2 separate regions of the Homo sapiens genome follow, and region 1 is linked to region 2. A link is an interaction called in ENCODE POLR2A ChIA-PET data of the cell type or tissue named here. Cell type or tissue: MCF 10A. All regions are shown on one strand. Each heading gives the region's core, and the rest is flanking DNA. Links, peaks and the distances in the headings are about the cores only. Region 1 overlaps LINC00862 (long intergenic non-protein coding RNA 862). Region 2 has its middle 270 kb from the start of NR5A2.

The links. ChIA-PET counts read pairs that join two places held together with the same protein. Peaks named below come from ENCODE experiments on the same cell type or tissue, not always from the same donor. Only the 100,000 strongest peaks of a DNase experiment are listed, where the experiment ranks them.
Region 1: POLR2A ChIA-PET joins it to region 2 with 6 read pairs; 2 of 35 experiments call an interaction of 5 or more read pairs at or near these places.

What each region holds. Positions count from the first base shown.
Region 1 is chr1:200,330,132-200,345,520 of GRCh38, reverse strand. LINC00862 (long intergenic non-protein coding RNA 862) reads left to right here. Exons shown (of 5, transcript NR_040064.1): 5 at 2,111-2,977. Among named protein-coding and RNA genes, the nearest start is that of LINC00862, 36 kb to the left of the region's middle. In MCF 10A, for the core only: no CTCF peak of the experiment used is centred there; a DNase peak (open chromatin) is centred at 8,900.
Region 2 is chr1:199,751,527-199,766,915 of GRCh38, reverse strand. It overlaps the pseudogene RIDAP1. Among named protein-coding and RNA genes, the nearest start is that of NR5A2, 270 kb to the left of the region's middle. RefSeq lists an enhancer at 6,475-7,674. In MCF 10A, for the core only: no CTCF peak of the experiment used is centred there; DNase peaks (open chromatin) are centred at 7,275, 7,565 and 7,825.

The DNA of each region.
Region 1 (15,389 bases), core at 4,432-9,431, 580 kb before region 2:
TACTTTGCACTCTCAGACACTGGACCTCATCTGCCATAGCACTTTGAAATGACCTTATAATAATTGAAAGAGGAAGGCCGGGCATAGTGGTTCACGCCCGTAATCCCAGCACTTTGGGAGGCCGAGGCAGGTGGATCACCTGAGGTCAGGAGTTTGAGACCAGCCTGGCCAACATGGTGAAACCTCGTTTCTACTAAAAATACCAAAGTTAGCTGGGCGTGGTGGCGGGTGCCTGTAATCCCAGCTACTTGGGAGGCTGAGGCAGGAGAATCGCTTGAACCTGGGAAGTGGAGGTTGCAGTGAGTGGAGATTGCACCACTATGCTCCAGCCTAGGCAATAAGAGCAAAACTCCATCTCTAAAAAAAAAAAAAAAAAAAAAAGGAAATAATAATAATTGAAAGAGGAAAACATGGAACTATATATGGAATTGTTTTCAAATACTTTAGTATTTTTTCCAGAATTAATGGGCAATTTAATATTTCATATAATTGACTTCTGTAAATGACTGGTATTCCTTTTTTTTTTGAGATGGAGTCTCACTCTGTGGCCGAGGTTGGAGTGCAGTGGTGCAACCTTGGCTCACTGCAATCTCTGCCTCCCAGGTTAAAGCAATTCTCCTGCCTCAGCCTCCTGAGTAGCTGGGATTACAGGTGCCTGCCACCATGCCTGGCTAATTTTTGTATTTTTAGTAGAGACTGGGTTTCACCATGTTGGTCAGGCTGCTCTCAAACTCCTAATGTCTAGTGATCCACCCACCTTGGTCTCCCAAAGTTCTGGGATTACAGGTGTGAGCCACCACGCCTGGCCAACTGGTATTCCTTTTATAAAATACGTATCTGACTTATTTTTGTTGCCTCATTACATCAAGATTTACATCCAAGTTAAATTTGTATAGATTATAGGTAATCAAGTGTGGTAAGCACCTACTGAAATGTTTAAAAATTTTAGAATTTCCTTACTGTCAAAATGATAATTCTTTTTTTTTTTTGAGAAGGGGTCTTGCTCTTTCGCCCAGGCTGGAGTGCAGTGGTGCGATCTTGGCTCACTGCAACCTCCGACTCCTGGGTTCAAGTGATTCTCCTGCCTCAGCCTCCTGAGTAGCTGGGATTACAGGTGTGTGCCACTATGCCCAGCTAATTTTTTGTATTTTTAGTAGAGACAGGGTTTCACCATATTGGCCAGGCTGGTCCTGAACTCCTGACCTCAGGTGATACACCCACCTTGGCCTCCCAAAGTGTTGGGATTACAGGTGTGAGCCACCGCGCCCCACCAAAATGATAATTCTTAACCAGAGGAAATAGACAAATGAACAGAAACTCACATGGAAAGGTTTGTTCCAGGGGTTCACATTCATGATTGTTCATCAGACTTCAGAGCTTTAAAAAATAGAATACAGGTGCACAGGCTCTACCCCAGATTAAGTGAGTCAGGATCTTTGTGGTTGGCTCTGGGGTGTCTGCATTTGTAAAAAGCTCCCCAGCTGATTCTGAGGCTCAGCTGAGGTTGAGAATCAATGGTTTGTGTGACTGAGATGGTTGGCAGTATGAAGATGTTTTTGAGAAATTTACTGGCAGACCTAGCTGGGCATCCAGCTTGATTGGTCTGTTGCATGGGGTGGAAAAGATAGTTGGGGTGGGGGTATGGGGTGGCTTTGGCAGGTGGGAGATGGCAGTGCAGGTAATGCAGAAAAGGAATTTAAGTAAAGTAGTGTGTGTTTTTGAAGCCAATGAGAAGCTTCCTTATAAAGAAATAATATTCATATGCTGTAACTCTATTCCCACCTCAACTTGTTTTGAAAACTTTAAATCTAGAGAGAAGTTGAAATAAAGGTACAATGAACACCTGTATTGTTTTTATCTAGGTTCACCAGTTAACATTTTGCTGTATTAACACTGGCTCTTCCTCCCAACCCCCTTTCTAAACCATTTGAAAGTAAGATGCAGTCACTGTGGCCTTTGCATTTAAGTAACTGTGAAGAATAGGAATATTTTCCTACATAACCATAATATAATTATTACATAATGAAATTTAACCTTGGTATTATACCGTTACCGAACATACAGTCTATATTTGCTCTTCATAGCTCTTTTTTTTTTTTTTTGATTCCAGGATCCAGTTGAAAATCAGGCATTGCATCCAGTTATCATGGCTTTAATCTTAATGCCTTCCCTGCACTGTTTTGGGAATATCTTAATACTGCTATTTTTGAAGAGTCCAGCTCAGTTATTCTGCAGAATGTCTGTTGATTTGGCTTTGCTGTTTCCTCATAAGTAGATCCAGATTATACGTTTTTGTTGATGTTGGGTTCTTCTCAGTGAATCACATCCGATGATGTCAGCACGAGGCCTGATCATTTGGTTTAGGTAGCTTTCACTAGACTTTTTCATTGTAAAGGTACCTATCCCTTTTCTAATTAATAAGTAATATGTTGGGTGATAGTTTGTGTGTGAATATCCTTTTCTCCAGTGACCTTTCATCCAATGGTTTCAGCATTTTAAATGATCCTGGGCTGAGTCAGTTTTCAGTGGTGGCTGCAGACTTGTGGTTTTCCAATTCTTTCATCACTTTTACATTTATTAATTGGCAGTCTATGACTTCTTATAGCCACATAAAGATAATTCAGGAATTATCTGAACCTATGAATGTTACCTTATTTGGAAAAAGAGTCTTTGCAGATACAATTCAATTAAGAATCTTGAGATGAGGAGATTATCCTGGATTATCCAATGGGCCCTAAATCCAATGACAAATGTCCTTGGCAGAGGGAGATTTGAGACAGGAGAAGAGAAGACACGAAGGAGGGAAGGAAGTGATGTGACCACAGAGGCAGCGATTGGAGTGATGTAGTCACAAGCCAAGGAGCACCAACAGCCACCAGGAGCTGGAAGAGCCCAAGAGTATATACTAATACCTGGATTTGGGACTTGGGACTTCTGGTCTCTAGAAGTAGGAAAGAATAAACATCTGTTTTTTGTTTGTTTGTTTGTTTTTTCTTTTTTTTGAGTCAGGGTCTTGCTCTGTCACCCAGGTTGAAGTGCAGGGGTGTGATCACGGCTCACTGCAGCCTTGACCTCCTGGTCCCAAGCAATCCAACTCATCTCAGTCTCTCGAGTAGCTGGGAGACCAGCCACCAAACCCAGCTAATTTTTGTATTTTTTATAGAGATGAGGTTTCACACCATGTTGCACAGGCTGGTCTCGAACTCCTGAGCTCAAGCGATCTGCCTGCCTTGGCCTCCCGAACTGCAGGGATTACAGGCATGTTATTTTAAGCCACTCAGTTTTTACTACAGCCACAGGGAAGCAATACAAAGGTCAAGGGAATTTTCTGTTTTTAAAATATGGAGGCCAGGCTCGGTGGCTCACGCCTGTAATCCTAGCACTTTGGGAGGTTGAGGTGGGCGGATCACTTGAGGTCAGGAGTTCAAGACGAGCCCAACCAACATGGTGAAACCCCCGTCTCTACTAAAAATACAAAAATAAACTGGACTTCATGGTGGGAGTCTGTAATCCCAGCTACTTGTTCAAGAGAATCACTTGAACCCGGGAGACAGAGGTTGCAATGAGCCAAGATCGTGCCACTGAACTCCAGCCTTGGTGACAGAGCAAGACTCCATATCTCTTTCTCTCTCTCTCTCTCTCTCTCTATATATATATATATATACACACACACACACAAACAGAAGATTTCCAGCACACCAGAAAGGCATTCTTTCTCTGTTTTGTATATATACATATACACACACACACGCACACACACACACACACAGATACACACACACATATATACATACACACACACACACACATATATAGATAGATACACACACTTACACACACACAAACAGAAGATTTCCAGCACACCAGAAAAGCATTCTTTCTCTGTTGTTTTTTTTTCCATTTATGTATCTCAGACAGGTCCAATAACTGGATCTGGAAAGACTGGAAATCTTCCTTTTGTCCCTCTGTTTCCCCTCTCCACACTTCTCCACCCTGCCCTCTCCTGGGGGAGTCTGGCCCTTATGAACCACATCAAAGGATCCTCTGGCTTCCGGTTGGGTTTGGCCAGTGGGGAACCCCAGCAGGTAGAGGGGAGGTGGAGAGCTTGGCTGTGTCCTCAAGTAGAAGGCCACTGGTTCTCTCAGCATGTCCTCTCTACATGCATGTCAGGGTCCCCATGACCACTCCTTTCTTGCATCCTTAAGGCCTTGGAGTAGACAGCACTGCTTGCTAGCCCCAGGAACCTGCACTTTTCCTTGGGGTTTTCTGTACCGTATCTGTATTTACAAATAGCATCTTTACTAAATCCTCTTGGAATTATGCAGAGTTGAATATGCCATCTACTTCTCTGTGGGGACTCTGACTGGTGATGCACTTTGAAAGGACAGAAAACCTTGAGTCTCTGGACATTTCTACAGTGTTTCACATTCAGCATTGCTGGTATTGTAGATAAATACCTGTCGGGTAGTTGTATCATTTTCATGCTCAATTATTTTTCAGCAAAAGCTCTTTGGACTACTATTAATATTCAATGTCTTTGTGTTTTCTCTTAGATCTCCCTAAGTCTCATATCTTATGCTATTTGCTAAATGATTATATTCTTTTTTAAAAAAATTTTTAATTTTTTAATTTTTTTTCTAATTTTTCATCACTCTCAGGATGTGATTACATTCTTTATCTATTAATATTTTCTTTTTTCTTCCACTTCTTGCCCACAAGTATCATCTTGATCATGGGTAAATAATTGCATTAATTTAAAAATTTCAGCTTATAGTCATATGATGTTTTTTTCCTCCTAAGAATTTCAGGAAACAACATATTGTCCTAAGGTATTTGTATACGTGTCACGGTCACTTGTTTGGTAATTAAATACTGTGTCCTTTGAATGCCTGTGGAAAGCTGTCTTCCCTGATATTTCTCTCTCAAGATAGCCATGAGCCCACAATTCTGATTATCAGTGCAGAGCGGGGCCCCAACTTTTTATTCTTTATTTTTATTTTAGAGATGGAGTTTTGTTCTGTCGCCCAGGCTGGAGTGCAGTGGTGCAGTCATGGCTTACTGCAGCCTTGAACTCCTGGGTTCAAGCAATCCTCCTGTCGCAGCCTCCTGAGTAGCTGGGGCTAAAGGTATGTGCAACCATACCCAGCTAATTTTTTTTTTTTTTTGAGACAGAGTCTCGCTCTGTAGCCCAGGCTGGAGCATAGTGGAATGATCTCAGCTCACTGCAGCCTCTGCCTCCCAGGTTCAAGCAATTCTCCTGCCTCAGCCTCCTGAGTAGCTGGGATTACAGGTGCACACCAGCATGCCCGGCTAAGTTTTATATTTTTAGTAGTGACAGGGTTTCACCATGTTGGCCAGGCTGGTCTTGAACTCCTGACCTCAGGTAATCCGCCTGCTTCAGCCTCCTAAAGTGCTGGGATTACAGGCGTGAGACACCGCACCAGCCTTTTTTATTTTTATTATTATTATTTTTTGAGACAGAGTCTCACTCTGTCTCCCAGGCTGGAGTGCAGTGGTGCGATCTCAGCTCACTGCGACCTCCACCTCCAGGGTTCAAGCGATTCTCGTGTCTCAGCCTCCAGAGTAGCTGGGATTACAGGCGCACGCCACCACCACTGGCTAATTTTTTTGTTATTGTTGTATTTTTAGTAGAGACAGGGTTTCATCATGTTGGCCAGGCTGGTCTCAAACTCCTGAGCTCAGGCAATCTGCCCACTTTGGCCTCCCAAAGTGCTAGGATTACAGGCGTGAGCCACCACTCCCGGCCCATAGGTTCTTACATAATGTTCACAACCATCCCAATTATCTTCTTTTTCCATCTTTGGAACCGAAGCTTTGAGGAGTGAAGCATGGAGTGAGGATTTGGACCTGGGACTCCTGACCCCTTATCTAGCTAATCCCCTTTCCAACCACCCACAGAGCACAGCACTCGCAGACCGGCCCTAGGTTTGCGGCCTGGCTTCTTTAGTGACCATTTGCGAGGTTTCAGACATCACTTTCCCATCTCTAAGATGGGGATGATACCCCACAGGGTGTTCAGCGGGTTAAACATGGTCACGTGTGAGAAAGCACTGAGCCTCTTGCCTCTCTAAAATGACCTCCCCTGGTCAATTTCATTATCCTGTTTGTTTCCTCTATACCAAGTACCCAGTCTGCAATTACCTTGTTTGCTATGAGGTTCTCCTGTTTAAAACATGTGCTTCCTAAGGGAAGGGACTCGGCCTGTTTGTCTTCCCTGCTACATTCTCAGCAGCACTTAGCACGGTCATTGGCACACAGTAGATGCTCAATAAATATTTTGTTGTCTCCCTACCTCCTCATCTATTTATCATTTTCTTTTTTTTTTTTTTTTTGAGACGGAGTTTCGCTCTTGTTGCCCAGGCTGGAGTGCAATGGCGTGATCTCGGCTCACTGCAACATCTGCCTCCTGAGTTCAAGCGATTCTCCTGCCTCAGCCTCCCAAGTAGCTAGGATTACAGGCATGCGCCACCATGCCCGTCTAATTTTGTATTTTTAGTAGAGAGAGGGTTTCTCCATGTTGGTTAGGTTGGTCTGGAACTCCTGACCTCAGATGATCCACTTCCCTCGGCCTCCCAAAGTGCTGGGATTACAGGCGTGAGCCACCGCGTCCAGTCTTACTTATTTTCTAAAACAGGATCCCGCAAACTATAGCTCAAGGGTCACCTCTGCCTGTCACCTGTTTTTATATGACTTGTGAGCCAAAAGATTTTTACATTCTTAAACGGGTAGGGAAAAAAAAGAAGAATTTATGACATGAAAATTATGCAAACTTCAGATTTCTGTGTACGTATGTAAACTTTTAATGAAACACAACTGTGTCCATTCATTGACATATTGTCTATGTCTGCTTTCAAACTACAGTGCAGAGTTGGGTAATTGCAACAGAGATCATAGGAACCACAAAGCTTAAAATATTCACTATGTGGCTCTTTACAGAAAAAGTTTGCCCATCCTTGTCCTAAAAGATAAATAGAAATTGCTTGAAAACTAATAATCACTCTGCTATTCACCCTCAGTTATTCATGTACTTACCTGATTGTCTTTCATTCAGACACTTATTTATTCAACAAATATTTATTGAGCATCCACTTCTTCTACCAAATAGATCAAGGGACTCAGCTCTGTTTGCCCTCCCATAGTTGGGGAGGTGTGTCAGGGAATCGGGGGAATGTGGCCCCAGTGATGGTGACTGAATTTGTGTTAACCCACCAGCTCCGTACCTTTGTTAAGGTGACATATGGGGGCTGTTGAATAGAAAGAAGCCACATACATCCCATGGGGCTTGAACCCAAGCTTTTGGCATGATGAATATCGAAGCGCTAGGCAGGGTCTCATAAATGGAGGCCTGTTCTTTTAGATCAGGTTTTTCTTTTTCAGTCTGGGACTCACCTGTTACTTTTCTGGGCCTTGAAGCTCTGATCTCTGCTTTTGTCTCTCTGTCTTCTGCATCTCACAGTGTAAATATAGCTAAAACATCCGCAGACACCCTTCTTCCTCTTCCCCTATGGTTTCCATTTCCTCTGTCCTCTGTCCTAGCTGTTAAAACTACATTAGCTATGAAGGGGGTCAGAGGAATGAGAAATAATAGCTGTAAATATTTGTTAGGTGCCCAGCACAAGCATTGTCATTTTTAATCTTTTCTTTAAAAGGTGGGTACTTTTATTGTTCTCCTGTGTTACAGATGAAAAAACTGTGGCTCAGAGGGGCAAAGCAATTTGCCCAGTGTAACATCTGTGAAGCAGTGAAGCCTGGAATTTGAACCCAGGCAGTGTGACTCCAGAGATGGAGCTCTTAAGTATGGTGACGGATCAGGCATATCTGCATATTCTATGACAGGAAAGCAGTGTGGGTGGAAAATAGGGGTGCCTTCCTTTTTTTGTAATGGCAGTTTTGGCAACTCCCTCAGGTAGATACCAAAGAGGAAATTGGTAGTCACTGTCAGACCAGACACCCTGCATCTCAGAAAGAACATTTACTACCAAAGGGACTTGGAAGTGCTAACAGGCCGGAAAGAAACTGGATGAGGGACAAAAAAGACTGACACTTGTTCTTTCTGCTGGTGTGGGGTTATCATGACTTTGCAAGATCAAACATCTTGACAAAACATCAAAACATCTTGACATCTGACAAACCAGGTTGGTTCTCAGGATCGACTCAATGATTGTCCAAAATACCAGGTCATAAATTTAACAGAACTGACCCAACCAGCAATGCCCGAGGTGCCTGTGGAATGTTAATCATGTTACTAGAAAAAAGGAGGGGTCAAATAAGTATGGGGATGTAGAGTTAAACAAGGGTAAGCAGGATCTTAACTGTGTGAACTTCTGTGACCCTCCAAGAGGGACAAACTATGGATGGCAATTATCAGACCTCGGCCATGTGTCAATGGCTATCTCAGGGGACTGGTGTTCTGGGTGTTCCAGGGAACTCCTTTTGGGCAATGCTGCTTTAAGCCTTTCCCTTTCCCTTTTCCTTTTAGCTTAAGAAATCCCAAACACGTTTGTGATTTCAGAGCAGTCTGTGTCTTGTGTCAATTCATTGCTGCTTCTAGGCTAGGAAGGGAAAAGGGTTGCCATATTTCCAGTGATGAAAGAACTTTGTTAGGAAAGATGTTCAGATTAATAACACAAAATTAGATTGGAGTTTTTTGAGAGCCTTTCAATTATTCAGCAGTGATGTCTCAGTAAAAGTGGAAGTAAACTGGGACCATGTAAACCTTTCTCAAGTGTTAATGTTTCACATATTTTAGTTTGTTTAGTCTTTTACATATTGTTCAAACCATTAAGTTAGACCTCAGAATATAAAGCATGTTTATTTTCTAATGATAAACGAAACACATATTTATGTGACTAAGATGTGGGAATTGTAGCCCTGGGCTGTGGTTATGTAAACATGGGAATGTGTGGAATTTACTCATAGTTTACAGGAAGTAAGGTGTCATTGTTCGGATAGTTTCCTGTCATAAAAAGTTATCTAATTTGATTTTAAAATAGTAACCTTAGATGTTGTTTTTCTACTCAGAAATTCATAGGAAACCCAAAATTGTATGTTTTTTCTTTTTCTTTTCTCTGTTTTTGTGAAAGAATTTTCTGTATTTTCCACCAAAAAGAAATTAGATGTTTCTGTTCCTGGTAGTGCTCAATATAATGATGTATATATTTACCACATGCACATGTGTAGGTGACCTGACATTAAACATAGGGAAACTCTGTGTTGATTTCAGTGATGAGCTACATGTACACAAAACCATCCTCCTTACTTGGTCATTTCTACAACTTCCAGTCCTGAGAACTGGTCACTCCAGCAGGTTTAAAGTAATAATCTGTGGCTGTCAAATGATTTTAAATGAAGCATTTTTGGCTCGTACTTCGTTATAAGCTTGCATTTAAAAGCAAAGGCAGGCCGGAAGCGGTGGCTCATGCCTGTAATCCCAGCACTTGGGGAGGCCGAGGCAAGTGGATCACCTGAGGTCAGAAGTTCGAGACCAGCCGGATCAACATGGTGAAACCTCATCTCTCCTAAAAATACAAAAAAGTTAGCCGGGCATAGTGGTGGGTGCCTGTAGTCCCAGCTACTCAGGAGGCTGAGACAGGAGAATCACTTGAACCCAGGAGGTGGAGGTTGCAGTGAGCCAAGATCACACCACTGCACTCCAGCCTGGGCGACAGAGTGAGACCCTGCTTCAAAATAAAATAAAAATAAATAAAAATTAAATTTTTTTCTTTTCTTTCTTTTTTTTCTTTTCTTTTTCTTTCTTTTCTTTTTTTTTTTTTTTTTGCGACGGAGTCTCGCTCTGTCACCCAGGCTGGAGTAGAGTGGTGCAATCTCGGCTTGCTGCAACCTCCACCCCACAGATTCAAGCGATTCTCCTGCCTCAGCCTCCTGAGTAGTTGGAACTACAGGTGCGCGCCACCACGCCCAGATAATTTTATATTTTTAGTAGAGAGGGAGTTTCACCATGTTGGTCAGGCTGGTCTTGAACTCCTGACCTCATGATCTGCCTGTCTCGGCCTCCCAAAATGTTGGGATTACAGGTGTGAGCGCCGCGCCTGGCCAATTTTTTTTTTTTTTTTATTGTGGTACAACATAAAACATAAAATGTACCAATTTTACCATGTTAAAGTGTACAATTCAGTGGCATTTACTACATTCACAATGCTGTGCAATCATCACCACAATCTAATTACAGAGTAGTTTTATCACCCCAAACGGAAACCCCACACCTATTGAGCAGTCCTCCCTGTTTTTCTCCTCCCTCCAGCTTTGCTCTCTACATGGATTCGCCTATTCTGGAAGTTTCAAACAAATGGAATTGAACAATATGTGGCCTTTTGTGACTGGCTTCTTTCACTTAGTATACTGTTTTCACAGTTCATCCACATTGTAGCACATATCAGCATTTCATTCCTTTTTATGGCTGAATAATATTCCATTTTGTGGGGATATTACCTTTAGTTTATCCCATCATCAGTTGATGGACATTTGAGTTGTTTCCACCTTTTGGCAATTATGAATAGTGTTACCATGAATGTTTCATGTATACGTTTTTATTTGAAGACCTGTTTTTAATTCTTTTGAGTATAGATCTAGAAGTGGAAATGGTGAGTCACATGGCTATACTGCTTACCTTAGTGAGTCACCACTGACCTGTTTTTCTCTTATCTTTTTTTTTTTTTTTTGAGATGTGGTCTTACTCCATTGCCCAGGCTGGAGTGCAGTAGCACAATCACAGCTCACTGCATCCTCAACCTCTGGGCTCAAGCAATCATCTCACCTCAGCCTCCTGAGTAGCTGGGAGTATAGGCACACAACACCATGCCTAATTTTTATTTTTTATTTTTTTGTAGAGACAATGTCTCACTTTGTTGCCCAGGCTGATCTCGAACCTCTGGACTCAAGCGCTTCTCCCATCTCGACCTCCCAAAGTGTTGGGACTATAGGCATGAGCCACCATACCTGGCTTCTCTTATCCTTTAAAAGCCTTTCTAAAAATAAAAATGCACCACAAAATATCAATTATGAGACTTGGGTTAAAGAATGTTTATATTTCTGGACTGAATATTATAAGCCTAAGATGTTTCCTTGAGGTCAAAATTCATTCAGAATACTTGGCTAAATGAACAGGCAAAGCAGGCGGAAGCCACTTATATTCATTTGCTTCTTGCCATCCTTGGCTTTTTCCTAAAACATTTGGCCTTTCACAAAATTCAGTATCTCTAAAGATGATGGTTATAAATAGATGATACTGTCACTCTCCACTTTGGTTTTGTACTTTTTCTGGGTCAGACGGAAGCTCTCTAATCTCTTTTGTGATTTGGTTAAATGTAGAATAATCCAGTGGCAAATCCGAGTTAGCTGCTCATCTTCCTTTTTTATGTTTACTTTTGCTTAAATATCATGGTTTCCTAGGGCAGGGTAAAAGATAAATAGAATGATGACAGATAATGCTGATAATTTCCCAGCATGAAATTGGCTGGTGAGGATCCTAGTCCCAGCTAAAAATGAACAATAATGCGAAGTCTGACTGCCACAGACAGTGAGCTCCACAGAAGGGTATAAGAGCTAGTGAAAACCGAAGTGTTTTCCTACTCACACTCCCCACAGCACAGAGCTCCCCAGTCAACAAAATGTGTGGGTTTTTTTCCCCTGCAAACCAAGCAATTCTCCAGCGGACACCAATGGGCTGTCCTATGATTCAATTTAATTCTGGAGTTAGAGTCAGATCCTGCAGGTTAAGGGCTCAGTCCCACAGACTGCTCCTATTTCAGATGCCAATTGCAAGTCCATAGCATGTTGTCACCTGTACTTCTGGGTTCGTTTGTTTGTTTTTGTGTTTTTGAGACAGGGTCTTACTCTGTTGCCCAGGATGAGTGCAGCGTTGGCTCACTGCAGCCTCGATCTCCTGGGCTCAAGCGATCTTCCCACCTCAGCCTCCTGAGTAACTAGGACCACAGGTACGTGCCACCATGCCTGGCTAATGTTTTATTTTTTATATAGATGGGGGTCTTGCTACATTGCCCAGGCTGGTCACAAACTCCCGGAACTCAGCACCCACCTTGGCCTCCCAAAGTGCTGGGATTACAGGTATGAGCCATTGTGCCTGGCCCACCTATGCTTCCAATCTACCGGCTATAAATCAAGTTACCAGGACCCCTTTCTCAGGTTCCATTAATTAGCTAGGATGGCTCACAACTCAGGGAAACAGTTACTCACATTTACTGGTTTGTTGTATTAATAAAGGATGCAGATGAGCAGCCAGATGAGGAGATGCATAGGGCAAGGCAGGTGGGGAGGAGCACAGAGTTTCCTTCCATGTGCTACCAGGTGCACCACCCTCCAGACACCTCCACACATCCAGGACCCCAGAAGCTCTCCTAGCCCTGTCCTTTGAGTTTTTACAGAGGCTTCACTACAAAGACACAATTGATTACATCATTGGCCATTAGTGAATAACTCAGCCATCAGCCCTCTCTCTCCCCCTCCCTGGAGGTGAAGGTGGGGTGGAGATAGAAGTTCCAACCATCCAATCACATGGTTGGTTCCCTTGGCAACCAGCCCCCTTTGGGAGGCTACCAGAGCCCCCAACCATCAGTCATCTCATTAGCATACAAAAATACTTATCCCTTTGGAGATTCCAAGAGTTTTAGGAGCTGTGTGCCAGGAAACTGGGACAAGAACCAAATACATATTTCATACATAAATCACACATCACAAGGGTCTGTGGCCCATTCATGAATATGTAGCTCCTCATCCATCAACTACTCTTTGGTGGCCCAGCCTTCCTAACACTTTACAGGTTTTGGGAAATAGTTTAGGAATTTTTCTCCACAAGAGGTCTGCTCTCACCTAGGACTTAGATCCCAAATATTGAACAATCAATATGGTGCAGGCATCAACCAGTCTGCGCACAGGACATGGGCCATGGTATAATGCAGCAGGTTCTGAATTCCATCCCCCACCCCACCACCCCACCACCACAACTCCCCACCATCAGGCTCAATGCTGTCGTTGCTGGAACATGAAGTCTCCTGGTCCTGGGATTGAGGTTAAGGAGGCAATGACCATGGGAGGGCATGTTAGGGTATCGACTATTTACCAACCGATATAGAAGTATTTTATTTTCTATTTATTTATTTAATTTATTTTTAAGATGAAGTTTTGTGCTTGTTGCCCAGGCTAGGGTGCAATGGCACAATCTCGGCTCACTGCAACCTCCGCCTCCTGGGTTCAAGCGATTCTCATGCCTCAGCCTCCCAAGTAGCTGGGATTACAGTTGCCCACCACCATGCCTGGCTAACTTTTTGTATTTTCAGTAGAGATGAGGTATCACCATGTTGGCCAGGCTGGTCTTGAACTCTTGGCCTCAGGTGAACCGCCTGCCTTGGCCTCCCAAAGTGCTGGGATTACAGGCGTGAGCCACCGCGTCCGGCCCAGAAGTATTTTAATGTTTACACAGCCAGTATGACTGCACTGATGTGCTAGGAGGATTATATTACTAGAAACTATCTTTCCCCATCATCCTTAACCATAAATCTTCAGGATCAGGATTCTGCTATCTTACCCTACTGTCTTTCCACAAGTAGTTACCCCTTTTCCTATTTGAGAAGGCATCATTGTGCCTCCGTAAGAGATGACCCTTCTACCTATAGCAGTCTAGGAAGGTTACTGTCATGACCTGTGGTTCCTTGTTCTTTCAGGAATTTCTTCCTCTATCCATTTGACTTGATACTGCCATCAACTTTTTTCTAAACCTCAGTTACACTTGGTCATTGTCCTGCTTAATAGCCATCAATGTGTGTCCGATGCCTAAAAATAAACAATCTCCCCACTTCTGGCAAGGGAAAAAAAAATCACACACATAACTTTAGAATGACATTCTAGGCCTCAGTTTCATTCCCAACGTCTTTTTCAATAACAACTTCTCTTCGTATCCTTCTCCCCATGCATGGGAATGCATATTCTCCCCCAAATACACCCTGTCAATCACCATCTGTGTCCCTCAATTCCCTCCAAGTATTCTCTTGCTAAAATCCTATCGTACTTGCTGGTTATTCCGTCAGTGTCACACCCTCTCCTTTTTTTGGAAGCTGTGGAGGAAGCATGTGAGCTAAGCTGAGCAGCCAGCCTTTTTCCGGGGTTGATGTGGGCACCTAGAGAGAGACCGTGACCGTCAGCTCTGAGGCTGTGTGAGTCTGGAGCTGCCACAACCATTTATTCTACAGCATGGCAAAAACCTGTCAGAGAGCAAACTCAACGCGGGAGCAGGGCCAAGGGGTCAAGGGATTTCAGGAATGTGCCCTGATAGGCATCAGTGAAACCCTGAGATACCTCCTTGGATTTCTCTTCTGCTGGGGACAATACATTCCCCTTTTTTGCCTAAATTAATTTGAGTTAGCTTTCTGTCGCCTGTGAGAACCAGGTGGCCCTTCTTCCAAGGCGCAGGTCATACGCCAACTCCTTCTTGTGTTCCTGCCTCCTTTTTCTCCGGCCTTTCTTTGCACTGTTTCGCCACTGCCTTGGGGCGTGTTGTTTTGCACATGCTTTATCCTGCTAGGATGTAAGGGCCTTCGGGAGGACAGATTCCTGGAGCGTCAAGACCAGATTACATGGCTAATTAGGGAGGAAGTGGGTGGTGGGCACTATGTGTGAGTTGCTCTTTTGTGAGATTAGGCAGGAAGAAAGAAAGGCTGGTAGGAAAAGGCGTAAGGGACCAGGCTCAAGGCCGGCTGAACACTGGCTCTAGAAGGCTCAAGAAGAAAAAAATTCAGCTCAGAGTATATATGAACATTCATGCTTTTAAACAAAGGGAAGTCAGGGAAGAGGGAGGAAGATGGTATCAAAGAAAGAAAATTCACTGCAGAAATCCTATCTCAGGATCAGCAGGAGGGCTGGGAGAAGAGCTCAGAGAGGTTGGGGCTTGGGAAAGAGAAAAGGGTATTTATTCAGACACATGAATGGAGAAAATAATGTATTAAGATATGGCGACAATGTAACATGAAGAGGAGTTGAAGGAATACATACTTTATGATATTAATCTTGGCAAAGCAGCAAATCCTCAGTTTACTGGACATGTTATTTAAGGGTTTTAATTTAAGGCTATTTTCCTTAAAACTGCCTTAAGGATTTAACAGCTGTGTCTTTATTTTTCCTCCAAGTAGAGGTCGCTTCTCATCAACTTCCTAAAGGGTCTCCTTGTCCGTATTCTCTTTCCATATTAATCTCTTCTCTACCCAGTGGCAGGCATTCTAAAGTGTAAATCTTATCTTGTCACCTTCTTTCTTGAAACACTGCAAATCTTCCCAGAAATTCTAGAATGACATTTCCAGTCCTTAGCTTAGCACATAGGCCCTGTATTCTGGTGATACAGA
Region 2 (15,389 bases), core at 5,178-10,177:
TTGTGAGATGTGTCAAAATGTGACATGGAGACAAGATGTGAGCACATGCCTTTGGAAAAATGACCCCAATAGACATACTTGACAAGGGGTTGCCACAGATCTTCAATTTGTAAAAAACATAATATTTGCAAAGCACAAAAAATGCAACAAAGTGAGTTATGCCTAAATACATTAGACCACTTAATATAATACTATTCCACAGGTTAATGAGGCTTAGTTAAGTATTTCTCTAGTGTTTTTTTTTTCTGTGACATAGTTTGAATAGAATTTACTGCTATATCTTTAAATTCATTAATCTTTTCTTCTGCAGTGTTTAACCTTCTGTTTAGTTTATGTAATTTTTCAATTTAGGTATTTTAATTTTCAGCACTTTAAGGTTTATTTAGTTCTCATATCTTCCATTTCTCTCTTAATTATATTCTTTTAAACATGTTGTTTTAAACATGTTTTCTTTTAAATCCTAGGACATATTTATAGTAGTTGCTTTAATGTCCCTGTCTGCTGATTTCATCATCTCTGTCATCTGAGGGTCTGCTTTTATTGACTGATATCTCTCCTGGTTATGGATTATAACTTTCTGTATCACTATATCTCTAGTTATTTTTTTAAATGCTGGACACAATAAATGTTGTTTATTTAGTACTTAATTTTGTGTCTTCTTTTAAAGAATGTTAAATTTTGCTTTGGCAGATTATCACAGTTCAGCTTGATTCTTTTGCTGTCTGGTTCTGTGCCCTTAAAACTCCAGCCACGTCAGCCTTTCTAAACTCTATTTTCTATCACCTCGACTCTGCAATACCACTTTGATCTGCTTGAGTTCCCCCTTTCTGTATTACAATTTGAAAAGAATACCTAGATAGAAATCTGGGGCAATCCTAGGGCTTATCATTTTTGTTTCTGTTCTCTCAGGGACACAGCCTTATGTTTTTTTGCTGTCCGGTGTCTGAAAACAGTTGTTTTGTGTATTTTGTCCAATTTTCTAATTTTTTTTTTTTTTACAGTGGAAAGGCAACTCCTGTTCCAGTTACTCCATCATGGCTTGAAGCAGAAAAGGAATTTTCAGTTTGGAAAATATAAATTACTTGAGAAGATCCTCAAACTGCCATGGTTAATCTGCATATTTCAGAGATATTTTAGGCATATAAATTATTGTTTTTGTTTTATACATTTCTGTGTCCACTTACTAGGGATTACATTGTCTTCCCATATGCATGTGGAATCAGGTATTCATTCCAGCTTCTTATCTTCCACCTTTCTTCCTTATTAGATTTTCTTGGGCTCTATGTTAATCCTCATATTTAGCTGCAATAAAAGTTCCCTTCTGTATTTGAATAGCATGTGAATATTATTCTACAAGCCTTACAACCTTTGTTTTGTAAACTCCTTTGCTACTGAAGTGTACTGCCATTTAGCACTCTACATATTTGTGAGCTCTTTCTGCATACTAGGTTTGATTGTCTTTAAGTTTTCACTTTATGCTACATTTTGTTCTTGGCCAATTGCCCTCTGAGGAGTCTTAAGTTTTGATTCCATCCATGATCAGAAGGCAGGAGCCTCAGCCTTTACTACTAATATTATTCTCTTTGAAGGTCTTTAAAGTATAATGGAAAAAACAAGAGCACTGGAGCTGGATAGATGTAAATTTAAATTATATATACATCACTTAATAGCTGTGTGACTTTTGGAGAATTATGCTCTAAACATCAGTTTTCTATTCTGTTAAATGGTATTTATTCTACCCACTTCATAAGGTTACTATGAATACATACTAGGTGTTTAGTAAATGCTAGTTCTTTTCTGCTTCCTCTGAAATTGTACATCTGGTTATGCCAACAGGTATACTTTCTCCAGCCTTATGGGCTAGTAGGTGCTTAGGTCTTCTCAGCTACTTTGATCATATATTGATTCTTATTCTTCTGCAAGTTTTAAAATTTCTCTGTGATTCCACTGAGTCAGTTAATATGGTGGACATAACAATTTACCCATTAAGTGAAGTGTATTTACCTTTCCAAAAGAAAAGTCACCTAAGTTTTAGGATCCCATTTGGAAGGTGGACCCCAGAAAACCTAGGCAGACCCTTTGTTCACTCAGTGAACATTTCTACATTTTTTTGCATTGCATAAATTCTACTACCCTCATAAGCATGGTCCTCCAACTAGGTGCTGAGACTGGTGGTAAAAAACAAAGCAAAACAATTTAACTGTTTCACACCCTGCAAGAAACTCAGGCTTCAAGGAGCTGGAAGAGCAGAACTTCACAGTGTTCCTTGGTTAAGAGTGAGGATAGCTTATGCCAAAAAAAAAAAAAAAGGTTTGATACCTAGTGATGTGAGCTGGGTCTCTGATTTCAAAGACCCTCTGTAGTAGTGCAGTCTACTGGAACTTTCTGTGAGGATAGACATATTCTATATTTGCGCTGTCCAATGCAGAAGGCACTAGTCAGCTATTGTGTGACTAGTGTGGCTGTTGAGCACTTGAAATATGGCTAGGCTAACTGAGGAACTGAATTTTCAGTTTTATAATTTTAATTAATTTACATTTAAATATCCACATGTGGCTAGTGGGTATCATATTAAACACTGAAGCTTATAGCAATTCTATTTTTATTATAGGAATAACTTGTGAGGGATCAGTATAACTACATATTGATGGTCCATCCCATCAATCAACTTTCTACTACAGATTTGAAAATGCTACATGTGAAAAAGGTATTTGGATGGTATATAAAACAAGAAAAAATATTTCAGATATTACATGTGAGGAAGTCCTATTAATACACAGAGTGCCTTGAATTAGAGAAAGAATTCAGGTCATGTTGCTTTGTCCCATGAAATTATGGGTGTTCACATTTTTAAGAGTAGTTAATGCCTTCTAAAGAGTATTTTGCACTGTCACTGATTTTTGCACCTCCATCTTGTCCTACCTTTTTTTAAACCTCAAATAAGTACTTTCAGGCTAAATTAAGTTATTGTAAACCACTTAGGAAAAATGGAGATTTGTGATATGTTAAAAAAAAATGTTTAGAATGTGTCACCCAAGGGGAAAAGGTCCTCCTTATCATTGCATTCTTTTTAAAAATCATTTTTTTCAAATATTAGGTTGATGCAAAAGTAATTGTGGTTTTTGCCACTGAAAGTAACGGCAAAAAAATATGTTATTGAAGTAAAATAATTTCAATAACATATTTGAATAGAACTGAATAATATTTGCAATCACTTTCATGCATTATCGCATTTATTTTATTAGCCCTATGAGTAAGTAGAGTGAGTGTTACTGTTTCTGCTTTACAGATGTGACTGTTGTGCCTTCAGAGAAGTTAAGTGACTTGCTCTTGGTTACTGGGGATTTGAACCCAAACATTTTTGTTCATTGTCTTTTCTTTCTCGCCATATGCAAGTTATATTAGTTAATGAGGCCACTTGATTTTTAAAATCGATAACCAGTTCTTTCAGTATCTATAAAACATCATGACTTCAATCTTGTGTGGCCTCATCCTTATAATTTTTGTGCTTCAAATAGGAGAAAGCTTCGATTTATGTCAGTTGTTTAAAATTAATGGTACACTCATATTTTATTTAATAAATATTAATGGTTGGATTTGGCAGAGGGCAGTGGGCTATTTTAGACCTTTACTGTAAAGAGGATCATTAGCACATCCCAAAATCTGATTTCTAGAGTGCTTATCTATCAATATTAGACACTTCAGTTGGTTCTAATTATGCCTCCTAGTTCACCCTGCAGAACCCCTTTCAGGCAGTGCCGCTTCAGCTAAGTGTGTTCCAGAGTGCACTTATTTAGCAATTTCGTCCTTCAGCACAGGTTTGTTCCATCTATGAGATGTAACTTGATTGTTGTTGTTTTTTCTGTCAGCACATGATACAATAGAAATCCTAAATCAATAGCACAGGTTTGTTCCATCTATGAGATGTAACTTGATTGTTGTTGTTTTTTCTGTCAGCACATGATACAATAGAAATCCTAAATCAATAACACTTTTTATTCCGACACAATTGATGCACAACAGCCTTCTTCACATCGAGGTTTAATGTGTAGTAAATTAATTATCTGGAAAGAATACAGGGTCAATGGACCTTGGTATGGCCGGGATGTGATGTTAGAGTGTTCCATTTCCTCCTCCACTTCACAGCATGCTTACTGTTTTTTTGTGCACGTCGGTTGTGTCATCTTCTGCAATAAACTTCCTAAGAGCAGTTAATGCCCTCTAGGGATTGATTGATAGAAAAAAAATTGCTTTATCATAAATTTGTTAAACATTTTCTGCCTCCAGGCAAAAAGTGGGGACACTTTTACTTGTAATACATTCAGTGGCACTATTTTTAAAAGGGAAATTTAATTGAAATTTGGAATTGCTAAAGTGAATAATGCATTTTCTCTTAATTCAGAGTATCTAAAAAAAATTGTGCAAATACATGTAGGTTTTATTATCTACTACTTCCTTTTGGAAATGAGAACAATGATTTATTTTCTAGAATTCAGTTCAAAAAAGATAACTCTATCTGTCCCATAATCTAAATGTAGATACGATGCCAGTCCCATTTCCAGTGATATAAAATCAGGTAGGGTAAAGTGGATTTTCCATCAGAAGCAGAGCAATTAAAAAGCAGAAATTCACTAAGTTTTAAAGTACTCAATTTTCTATTTTCTTTAAAATAAGAATAGGAGAGGCAAACTCCATTATAGTTTTGAGGGTAGCTCTGCTATTAGTAGCTATAGAAACAAGGTAACTAGGTAGTGACTAAGAGAGAAAGAGGGACAGAGGGAGGGAGAGAGAAATAGAATATGAATAGAGAAAAGAGAACCCACAAACCTAACTATAACAGTTAAATGCTCATATGATTTAGGGACTGGTGAGTAGGCCAACATCTTTGTCAGTCTGTCAGTACCAACACTTTGTTAATGCCTTCTCTGGGATTTAGGCATGGAATATAGCACCCAAACAAAATGAATACAATCATCTTCAAAGTAGAGGTAGTGAAGAAAAGAGATACAAATACACAAGCACCAAATTGTAGCAAGCATACTGGGGTCAGCTTCATTTTTTTTTTTTTTTTCAGGGGCCCTTTCCCTGCCGTCACATTTAGGGATGGAGAGTGGAACCAAATCTCCTTTACTTCCCTTGGCAACGAGGTCAATACCACTTGCAAATCCAACCTTCTCTCATTGCAACTATGTCAAAGGTGGGGAGCTCAGTGGGACACTGAAGTCATACAAGACAGAGCACATTTTCCAAACTACAACTTGCCACGTGCCTGGTGGAAATGCCTCTGATCCTAGTTTAAGTTCCCCAGGAATATTTTCAGCTTAGGCTTTATCCCCACATCTGTTCTGGATCATCAGAGTGTATTATATTGTTGCTTGATCTTTAGAAACAAATACCCTAACAACCAAGCTGGATGCTCTATGTGGGGCAGGATTTTGAGTCAACAGAGTGTGTTTTCTTGCTAGTCAACAGCCTTAGATGACTGAGCAGGTATAAAATATAGCCTCTGTGCTTCTATTTCTGAGAGATAAATGATGAGATGCCCCAACAGGTGATTGGTAAAACCTAAGCTTTCACAAAAGGAAGCCATACATTTTCAATACATCATCATCTTGGGCTACTTAACAGAATAACAAAGAGGTCAGTGTGTACTAAATAACAACCAACGTACAGAAGCAACCAAATAATTTCAGCTTGAAATTATATATAGTAAGAGGCAGTATCATATAATAATGGTCAATAGCTGGGGTTGACACACTAGGGCCAGGAGCCAAATCCAGGTAGCCAACTACCTGTTTTTGTAAGTAAAGTTTTATTGACATAGCCACACTCATTCATTGCCATATTGTCTGTCTACTTTCTCACTGCCATGGCAGAATTGAATGGCTGTGATCTGCAGGCTGTATGATCTGCAAAGCTAAAAATATTTATGATCTAGCCCTTTAATGAAAAAGTGACAGTATCTGTATTTGAATTCTGGCTTCAGCATTTACAGGCTATGGTATCTGGGCCAGATATTCATTATGCCTTGGTTTCCTAATCTATTAAATAGGTACGCTAATAGCATTTCTTTTAGATTACAGTGAAGATTACATGAGATAATGTATACGATCTTAGCAGTCTACCTGGCATGAAGTATCAGTCGTCTTCTGCTGATCCCATTCTCTGTGACTTCCCAGAAAGGGTTCTAGATCCCTAATAAAATTATGTTTGCTTTCTATTATGCAGAAGACAGCTTTATTTTTTTTTCTAAGAATATTGTTTGTAGAGGCTGGGCATGGTGGCTCACGCCTGTAATCCCAGCACTTTGGGAGGCTGAGGCGGGTGGATCACCTGAGGTCAGGAGTTTGATACCAGCCTGGCCAACATGGTGAAACCCCGTCTCTACTAAAACTACAAAAATTAGCCGGGCATAGTGGCACGTGCCTGTAATCACAGCTACTAACGGGGCTGAGGCAGGAGGATCGCTTGTACCTTGGAGGCGGAGGTTGTGGTGAGCCGAGATCATGCCACTGCACTCCAGCCTGGGCAACAGAGCGAGACTCCGTCTCAAAAAAAAAAAAGAATATTGTTTGTAGGTACTGATAAGAGAAAAACTTCAGCTGAATTAAATGTCGAGGAGTTTAATTGAGCAATGAACAATTTGCACATTGGGCAGCCCCCCCAGAATCACAGCAGATTCACAGAGACTCCAGCGAGCCACTAGGTGGAAGAAGATTTATAGACAAAAAGGGGAAATGATATACGGAAATTGGAAGTGAGGTACAGAACAGCTGGATTGGTTACAGCTCAGGTTTTGCCTTATTTGAACACAGTTTGAACACCCAGCAGTGTATAAGTGGTTGAAGTATGGCCGCTGGGATTGGCCAACACTCAGCTATTGTTACAGGTGCATACTACTATGTTAAATTTTCAATTTTGTCTGCCTATTAAGCTAGGTTATGGTTCATCCACAAGGACTCAAATGTAGAAGTATAGAGTCATTCTCAGGCCATATTTAGTTTGCTTTAACAGTACCAAGACTCTAATTTCTTAAACATATGCATGTAACCAGCCTACTCTTATTAGCCCAAAGAGGCTACAAGAACATCAGTCTCTTGAAGTTTTCACTTATTATTTTAAATCTTAGCATTCCTCAGATTTGGGCATCAAATTTGCTTAACAAAGAAATTTACTCATTTATTCTCAAAGTGCCTTGGTAAGAGTGGCAGGAGCAGGTCTCAATCATTCTACCTGGCAGAGGTACAGGATGAGTCAGGCAAAAGAAATGTGGCAAATGGACTACTCACACTGAGAAAGCCAAGCCCATGTCTTTGAACTCTTAACTTTGTGTTCTTTCAAACAGAATAAGAGTCAGTATCCTGCCACAATGGAGACCAAGGAATCACGGGGAATAATGTTCAATGCCCCCAGCCAGTTGTACTAGAAAATATTGCCTGGTTGATAAAGTACATCTCCCACGGTTTGACTCCCCTTCCTCTTCCTGGTGCCCCCTCTCATTGCTGCCCTGGGCTGTACACAGTCCCTTAAGCATTACATCCATCAGATCTGGCTGCCTTTAAAGTGACTCATGTTCCAAATGATCTTTCCTCCCATCACTCCACCAGTCCTATAGCAAAACTCCTCTCAGTTTCCGACTCATCCATATCAAGCCAGAAATTGAGCTGATCAAAGTAACTCCTCCTCGAGGAATATTTGTATTTTACAAGGAGAATGTTTAATGCAAATGAAACTCAAATCAGCGAGGTGTTTCTTAGCAAAGAGACCTTCTTTGTGCCTCTTGCTTTCTCTAGTTAAACTCCTTGTTTCCCCCAAGGCCAGTACTCAGCAATTTATCACTCCTCTCTTCTGAAAGATTGCCAAATCTTGCACTAGACCAGATTGCATTATACTGTACTATCTCATTTAAGAATATATCTGAAGCCATCATGTGTATGGTCCACTCTCCCCATGAATTGATCAAATGTGGTCATACATTCGCTTTAAAGAGTCCTCCCTTAAACCCCCAAAAGGCACAGAAGTGTGCCTAATACATCTTAAACACATCAGTGTGGCAACTAAAGAATATCACTTAAAGAGCACAAAGCAATCAAGTCTGTACTGGATTTCCTTTCTATTCCCCTGTAGGTTTGGAAATTCCCTATTTGATGAAGAAGTCAGAGTATGGTTTCTACTGGGAATCTAGAATTTCTGCCCTTAGGGATCCTTTCAAACATATTGCAATCTAGCCTATCCTAAAAATTTAAACCTCTATCAGGACACTTTTAAGTAATTTCAACTTGTTTTGAGATATAGGGACTCCATATACTACTTTTCATAAATTATCCTGGATGATGCTAGATACATTATTGATCTAATCTGTTTTTAATAACATCAATGAATACTTAATGATATTTGAATCCTGAGTTTACAGAGCTCTTTTCTTTCCTAGAGTCTTATTTTCTCAAAAGGTCATTGTGTTTTACATAAAACACCACTGTAAGCTAGAAGTCGGCATCCATTATTGTCAGCATTTTAAAGGAGAGGCTTGGTCCTGAGTAACTGACTTATCTAAGGTCCATCATTTTTCAGATATAGACTTGGGATGACAACCCGGGCTCCTTCCAGCTCCAACCAGTTCTTCACTGTAGGACATGCTACTTCAATGTTGTGTGATCTGGGAGTGCTTCTGCGGCACTGTGCTGTCAATTCATGCATGAATCACTTTTAAAGAAATCATTTAGTTTGATAACTAAGCCTTTTGGATTTGGTCACAGATGAACCAATTTTACACCGAATGCATCCTCATAGTGAGAGGAAAGGGTCATGGCTCCAAAGGAAGGCCTCCTTATCCTCAATTACCAGCTCTGAGCAAGTTTCTGACAAACTTGCTTCCATGTGGAGGGCCTTTTTTCTTCCCCAGCTACATACAACACAGGACAATAGCACCAATGCGAGAGAAGAACACAAAATGCCTGAATTGAGACTCTCTTTGGCATTACGATTAGGCATGAATTACTTGGGCAAGAAGGTGAACATCTTTGATTTTTTAAAGACTGGATTAGAAAGGCAGTTTTCTTCAAAAGAGCAACCAATGCTTGGGAAGGACCCTAGCAGGAATGGTGAGAAGAAGGCAACAGTCTAAGATGGTAGGAGCTCTTCTCTGCCTGTTACCTATACCACCTACTCAGAACTTTTATTTCAAAATGCATTGGTTTTACCTTTGAGAAAAGAGCACAGTTCCTTCAACATTGCTCTCTATCTTACACCCCACCTTGTGCCATCTTGAAATGATGCTGAGAAGCATGGTCCATTTGGTCACCATGTGGCTGCTTGTTGATTTGTGTGAGTCTGGCATCCCTACCTGGAGTGAGCAGAGCTGAAAAGCTGAAATAGATATTTCCCAGTTTGAACCCACTGAAACCTAACTTTTCCTGAGTATGCTTGGCTTAAGTTGGCAACTATATAAATTGCAAAATGCAAATAAAAATGTGTTAAAATGGCTTGGAGAGGAAAAAAGAGCTTTTATGGATGGTTCAAATAAGTTTTTTTCTATATATTTAGTTTTTCATTATGTGTTAATGTTGTCCTTACATTTGAGATGCTTTCTTGATGACAAAATTTATTGTGACATATTATGTCACAAGCAAGATGCTTCAAATAAAGAAAAGATGCAATAAAAGAATAAAAGAAGGATTTACTTTGAGACAGAAACCAATGGGCAGACTTGTTGCATGGTGTGGTTATCAGGAATGACATGAGATGAGAAGGTGGGTTCTGAGAAAATGTAAAAGGAAGAAGAAAATTACTGAAGTTTTGTGAAGAATAGCAACTGGTTTTAAGGAGAAGTGTGTTTGTGAAACATAAATGATAGTTTGGCTACTGTTCTTATGATTTTGAATGCAGTTGTTTATTTTCCTTACTCTTAACTCTGAACGTGATGGTAATTCAGGCCAATGCATCAGTAGCAAACAAAGCAGGAGGAAGAAGGCAGAAACTCAGAGTGCATACATGGGATGCCCAATGCTTAATAATTGAAAGATTGTGAACTGAACAAAAACCCTTGGGGAGCTTTGGAAATATACATTAGAAGTAACTTTTTTAAAAAGAGAAAGAGAAGAATGCTATAATGTTTGAGAAATGTTTTCTCAAAATTTAAAAACTAAATCTTCCCCTTATTCTGCTGTTCTCTCTCTTTCTCTTTTTATTATTCCTATTTTGCAGGTGAGAAAACTGAAATTCTGCAGGCAAAGTAGCTTAATTAAGATCACAGAGCTACCTGGTGGTGGAGCAGGAATTCAGGAAGGAGTCTGTTTCTGAAACCTTTGATTTTTAAAAACTGAAATAGAAAGGCAGTTTTCTTCAAAAGAGCAATCAATGCTTGGGAAGGACCCCAGCAGGAATGGTGAGAAGGCAATAGTCTAAGATGGTGGGAGCTCTTCTCTACCCATTACCTACAGCATCTATGAAGAACTTTTATTTCAAAATGTATTGGTTTTACCTTTAGGAAAGGAGCACGAAGTACTCTTTTTATAGTACCCTGTTGAGGGCAGGGAGGTAGGATTTGAGGGGAGAGGAGAGGCACATAACACATACAAGATATGTTATGGGGCAAGATGGAGGGGAAATTAGCCAATTCCAGAGACCATGAGGCTGTGGGCTTCCCGAGGGCAGAGGCTTAAAATGTCTTGGAACTTTTCCAACTTCCCCTAACTCCTGCAAATAAAGCAAGTTATTTACAAATGCAGTAGAAATTCATATAGTAGAACATATTAACTATTTAGGAGAAAATTAATTTCAAGAGAATCTGTTATAATAGCAATTATTTGTCTAATATAAAAATTAGAGTTTCCCATTATTCTGCTGTTTTCTAAGGAGTCTTAACATTAGGCTAAAGACAGATTTGAAAAATACAAACAAACGCACTGCTTATCTAGTACTTTTCTCACTGAAATATGCAATATGTTTTTTTCTCTATTTATCCTGCGTGCTCCCCCTTTTTTCTGTTTTATATGATTACTTAAGTGGAATTAAGACATTATACAGATACTTCATACTCCCTTTCCTCTCTCTTCCCCTCCTTTAACTACTTAGTATTGCAAGATGCAGTATTATTAAATATATCAATGTAATTCCTTTAGGAACTTTATATCATTAATTTACATCACAGAAAATATAGAGTGTAGTATACTCACCCCTTAAAATAACTCATCTATACTTTATGTTACGTGAAGAGAAAAAAAATAAATAATTTCCTTTTTTTTATCTATGCATTCCCAGATGAAGACAGCCTAGTAAAATATATATATATGAACTGGGAAATTCATTAACCTGACCATAAGTCTGCATTAAATGGTACACGTAACTGCAGGCTGTTTTTAAACAAAGGCTCTGCTTTCCTAAGTTCTGTTCTAACAGTAATAGCAAATGATATCACCACTATAGTTGGGTCTCCATATCTTCAATTTTATGAAATGTCTCAATGAGGTGGTTTAATTGTTAATAAATCTAAAGTATTCTACCAGGATGCTTCATTAATTAAGACAGGGAAATTTCATTTTACAATGTTTCTTACACTGCATCTCATGAAACATATGCTGTCCAAATTGTTTTAGAAGTGAACCATAAATAAAATACATAGGTAACTTGAGCTTATATTTAGGGAAACACTAGCGACATTTGCAGTGATGGAAGCTTGTTTGTTTTGCACTCAGTACAAAAAAGAGACAATCAGACAACCTGTCTGTGCTAGCTCTGGAGGGGAAATTGTTAAAGGACTAAAGTTCTAAGAAAGATTCCTGGCCTATAAATTTTAGTTCAAAATAGGAAAAAAGAGAAAATAGTTGAAATATTAAAATAAATTCACCTATATCTACCTATTAAATTTTTTAAGTTGAATTTTTTGCTTTTCTTTGGCTTGCAGACTAAGCCCAGAGAGAAGAAAACATTCTTTTGCAGTAGTTTTAAATGGCAGGCTGTGGCAGGTGCTGCAGACCTGTTTGTAACCCAATCCCAGGAGCTGCTTGCTGATGGGCAACATTGTTGGAGGCAGCTGGAGGAGCCTGGTGAGAAATGGTCCGTGCAGCTCAGTAAGAAAATGGCCCATTTTGGCTGTTTTCATGTTTAAAAGTGCCTATCAATTTTAAAAGCATTTAGAGAGACTGAATTTAAACTGGCACCTCTGAGAAATGAGAAATTAAACTTTTTGACTTATTACTGTACTACTCTAGGTTCCTCCTTTAAGCTCTCACTCCTTCATTTTCTTTGTCTTTCCTCCTTTTCACATCTCTTTTTGCTCCACTTCCTTTCCTGTACAGGTTCATGCTTACCTGTTGTGATACAGTTAGTAAAGCTGTCTACATGCTCTGATGTGTATGAAGTAACTGCGAACACTGATTCATTTACCAACACTGCTTAGAGTGAAGCATATCTCTGCTACTTATCAAACTCTTGACAAGTGGTTTCCATATTTCATATTCCATGTTGTGTATCTCCTATATTCCAAGTTCTCCATAGAGAACAGGATGAGAACTGGAAAAGTCTGATCAAGGTGACCAGTGGAAAGGGGGAGAATGTTGTTAATCACTAAAGGGGAGCCAGGGAGTTCTGTGGCGATACTGGGGCTTCTTGAATCCTTGTTGTGGTGGCTCAGGGGTTACTGCAAGGGTGCAAGTGACAATAGTACACAGCAGTATTTCCTAGACCTGTGAGCAGATCTAGGTATCACTTAGATAGTGATATCTAAGAGATTACTTCTTGGGTGTTTTTAAGTTTTTAAATAATGAGTTATGTGGCAAGAATTACACATTCTTACATATATTTTTATACAGGTGATCAAACATAATCATTAGGATATAGAGTTTAGAAGTAACATAAAATACAAGCAGTTAAAACAGTCTAATAAGTTGTTTGCACAGAGGCCTACAGATACAGTTGATCACTGCTTAGTTTTAAGTGAATAAATAGGAATGCTTTATTCTCTTCTAGTCATTTAACAAACATTTATTGAGTATCCACTGTGAACAGAAAATGTTTTACATACTGCAGATAAAGCAGTGAAAAAGATAGGCAAGGACTCTGTTTTAGCTGAGCTTATATTCCAAATGTGTGTGTTGAGGTAGGGAGAAGGTTGCCAAGAACTGTGAAGAGCCTGAGATTTTGCCATACTTGCAAGCTAACAAATTGGCCAGCTACAGTTTCATGACCTCTGGATTAGCGACAAAGTATAGTTTATTATTAACAGCCATGCAGTAGCCAAGTAGCCATTATTTTCCTTGTGCTGGTTCCATGAACCCCAATACTCACAGGGCAATGTGAAGCAGGCCAGTAAACACCTACATCTGCAGTGAGTTATGTTACAGGACCGTGATTTTAAGCTTAAGGAACCCTAATGTTTTATAATGGGCAGTAACTATGCATGTCCTTTACTTTTAGGGAGACACTCATTCTCTCTTCCTGTTTATAAGTAAACCTGCCCTTTGCCCTGGAGGGGGACACTGTGTCTAATTTCAAATTTTATTCACTGTTTTTTTTTAATCTGCATGTCTATTTTATTTCCATTAGAAAAATATTATCTGTCTACAATTTTGGTCCACTTTCTTCTTGACCTCTACCATTCCAATTTAAATACTTTAATTTTACCCAAATAAAAGCAGAGTCACACATCTGACATGAGAACAAAATGTTTCATGTCATTAAATTAGTTTGAATTAGGTGTGCTCGTTTATTTCTTAGAAAAAATAACTCATCTTTCCTACTTATTATTTTCCTTTTATTTATTTGAGTCGCTCTTTGGTAATGAGTATCTCTTTCCTACATTCAGTAATATGGGTGTAAATAATAATAATTTATTACATCAGTAACTGGATTAATCATCTAATCTTCAACTCGTGCTTAGCTCTCCATATTCTATGGTATTTCCATAATAACTTCAGATATTTTAGTCAAACTCACATTTTCATCAGTTCTAAAAATTAAGATGTTATATCAATTGTAAAAGTCAAGATGTGAAAAATTTCAGACTAAATAACACCGGGCCACTTATAGTCATGCCGTTGTGAGAGGTGCTTGGTCAGTTACTTCCTCAATTTCAGCTTGGCCTCCTTTGGGCAAAGCAGCAACCAGGTAAGCAGCACTTGCAGGAAAACTACTCTTGAAGTACTGTTTGTAGATTTCATTGACAGTAGGGAAGTCATTTATGTCAGCCAACAAAACAGTTGTTTTTACTGCATTAGTGAAGTCACAGCCTGCAGCTTTCAGAATTTTACTCATGTTCTTGCTTAGCTTCTTTTGCTAAACAAGCCCTCTTGGCACAAGCTGTCCACTTAAAGGGTTCATGCTTATCTGTCCTGAAATGTAAGTTTGTCCTGACTAACACAGCTTGACTGTAGGGCCCAATGGCCGCTGGGGCTTTCGTGGTGCTGATCGCCTTTCTGATTAAGGATGACCTGGCTAACCCTTCTCTCTTGTGGCCCCTCCAGGAGAACTCCCTGTACAATTCCTGCTTGCTTCTTGCCTGACTGACCTATTCACTGTTCTGAAAAGATTGTAGTGGCTCTGCTTGCAAGATGTGCAGAAACATGAGAGACCCTCCAACAGTGGACAGAGAGGAGATAGTCATATTTATACTGAAATATTTATGTGAACTACAAAGTATATTGAACTCAGGCAAATCTCAGTTTTGACTAGTGATTTACATCAGTGATACTGGTTCCCAGTATCAGTTTCTGCAGTCTTGTGAAAGAGCATGAACTCCGTATTACCTGGTGGACTGACCCAGTGCCATGTGAGCAATGTGGATCATGAGCAATGTGTGGATCAGGATTCACTTTTCCACTCTATGTCTCACTGTCTGTGTCACTTGGACTGATTGCATAGATTCTCTAAATCTGTTTCTTATAAACTGGGAGTAATAAAACCTGTCTGATGGAGTTATTGGAAGATTAAATAAATAACATTTATAAAATACTTAGCATAAAGTCTAGATACAATAAGCATTCAATAAAGGGTAGATAGTTTTGTTTACTATCATAGGTGTCATAGACTCTGCTTTTAAATTTAATCCTTATAACAACACTGTAATATGATCTTCATTTTATAAATTAGGAAATGGAGACTCAGAGATTTGTCTGAGGTTACCGGCTAATAGGAAGTAGAGCCACAATTCTAACACAGTTCAGTCAGTGTCAAAGTTCACATCATGTACTACCCAGTAGACTTTAGGGGTGAATCTCTCTACTTCCCAGTCGAATTTCCTCATTTAGAATCCACCTCTGCGAGTGCGATGGCTCATGCTTGTAATCCCAGCACTCTGGGAGGCCAAGGAGGGCAGATTGCTTGAACTCAGGAGTTTGAGACCAGCTTGGGCAACATGGAGTAACCCCATCTCTACAAAAAATACAAAAATTAGC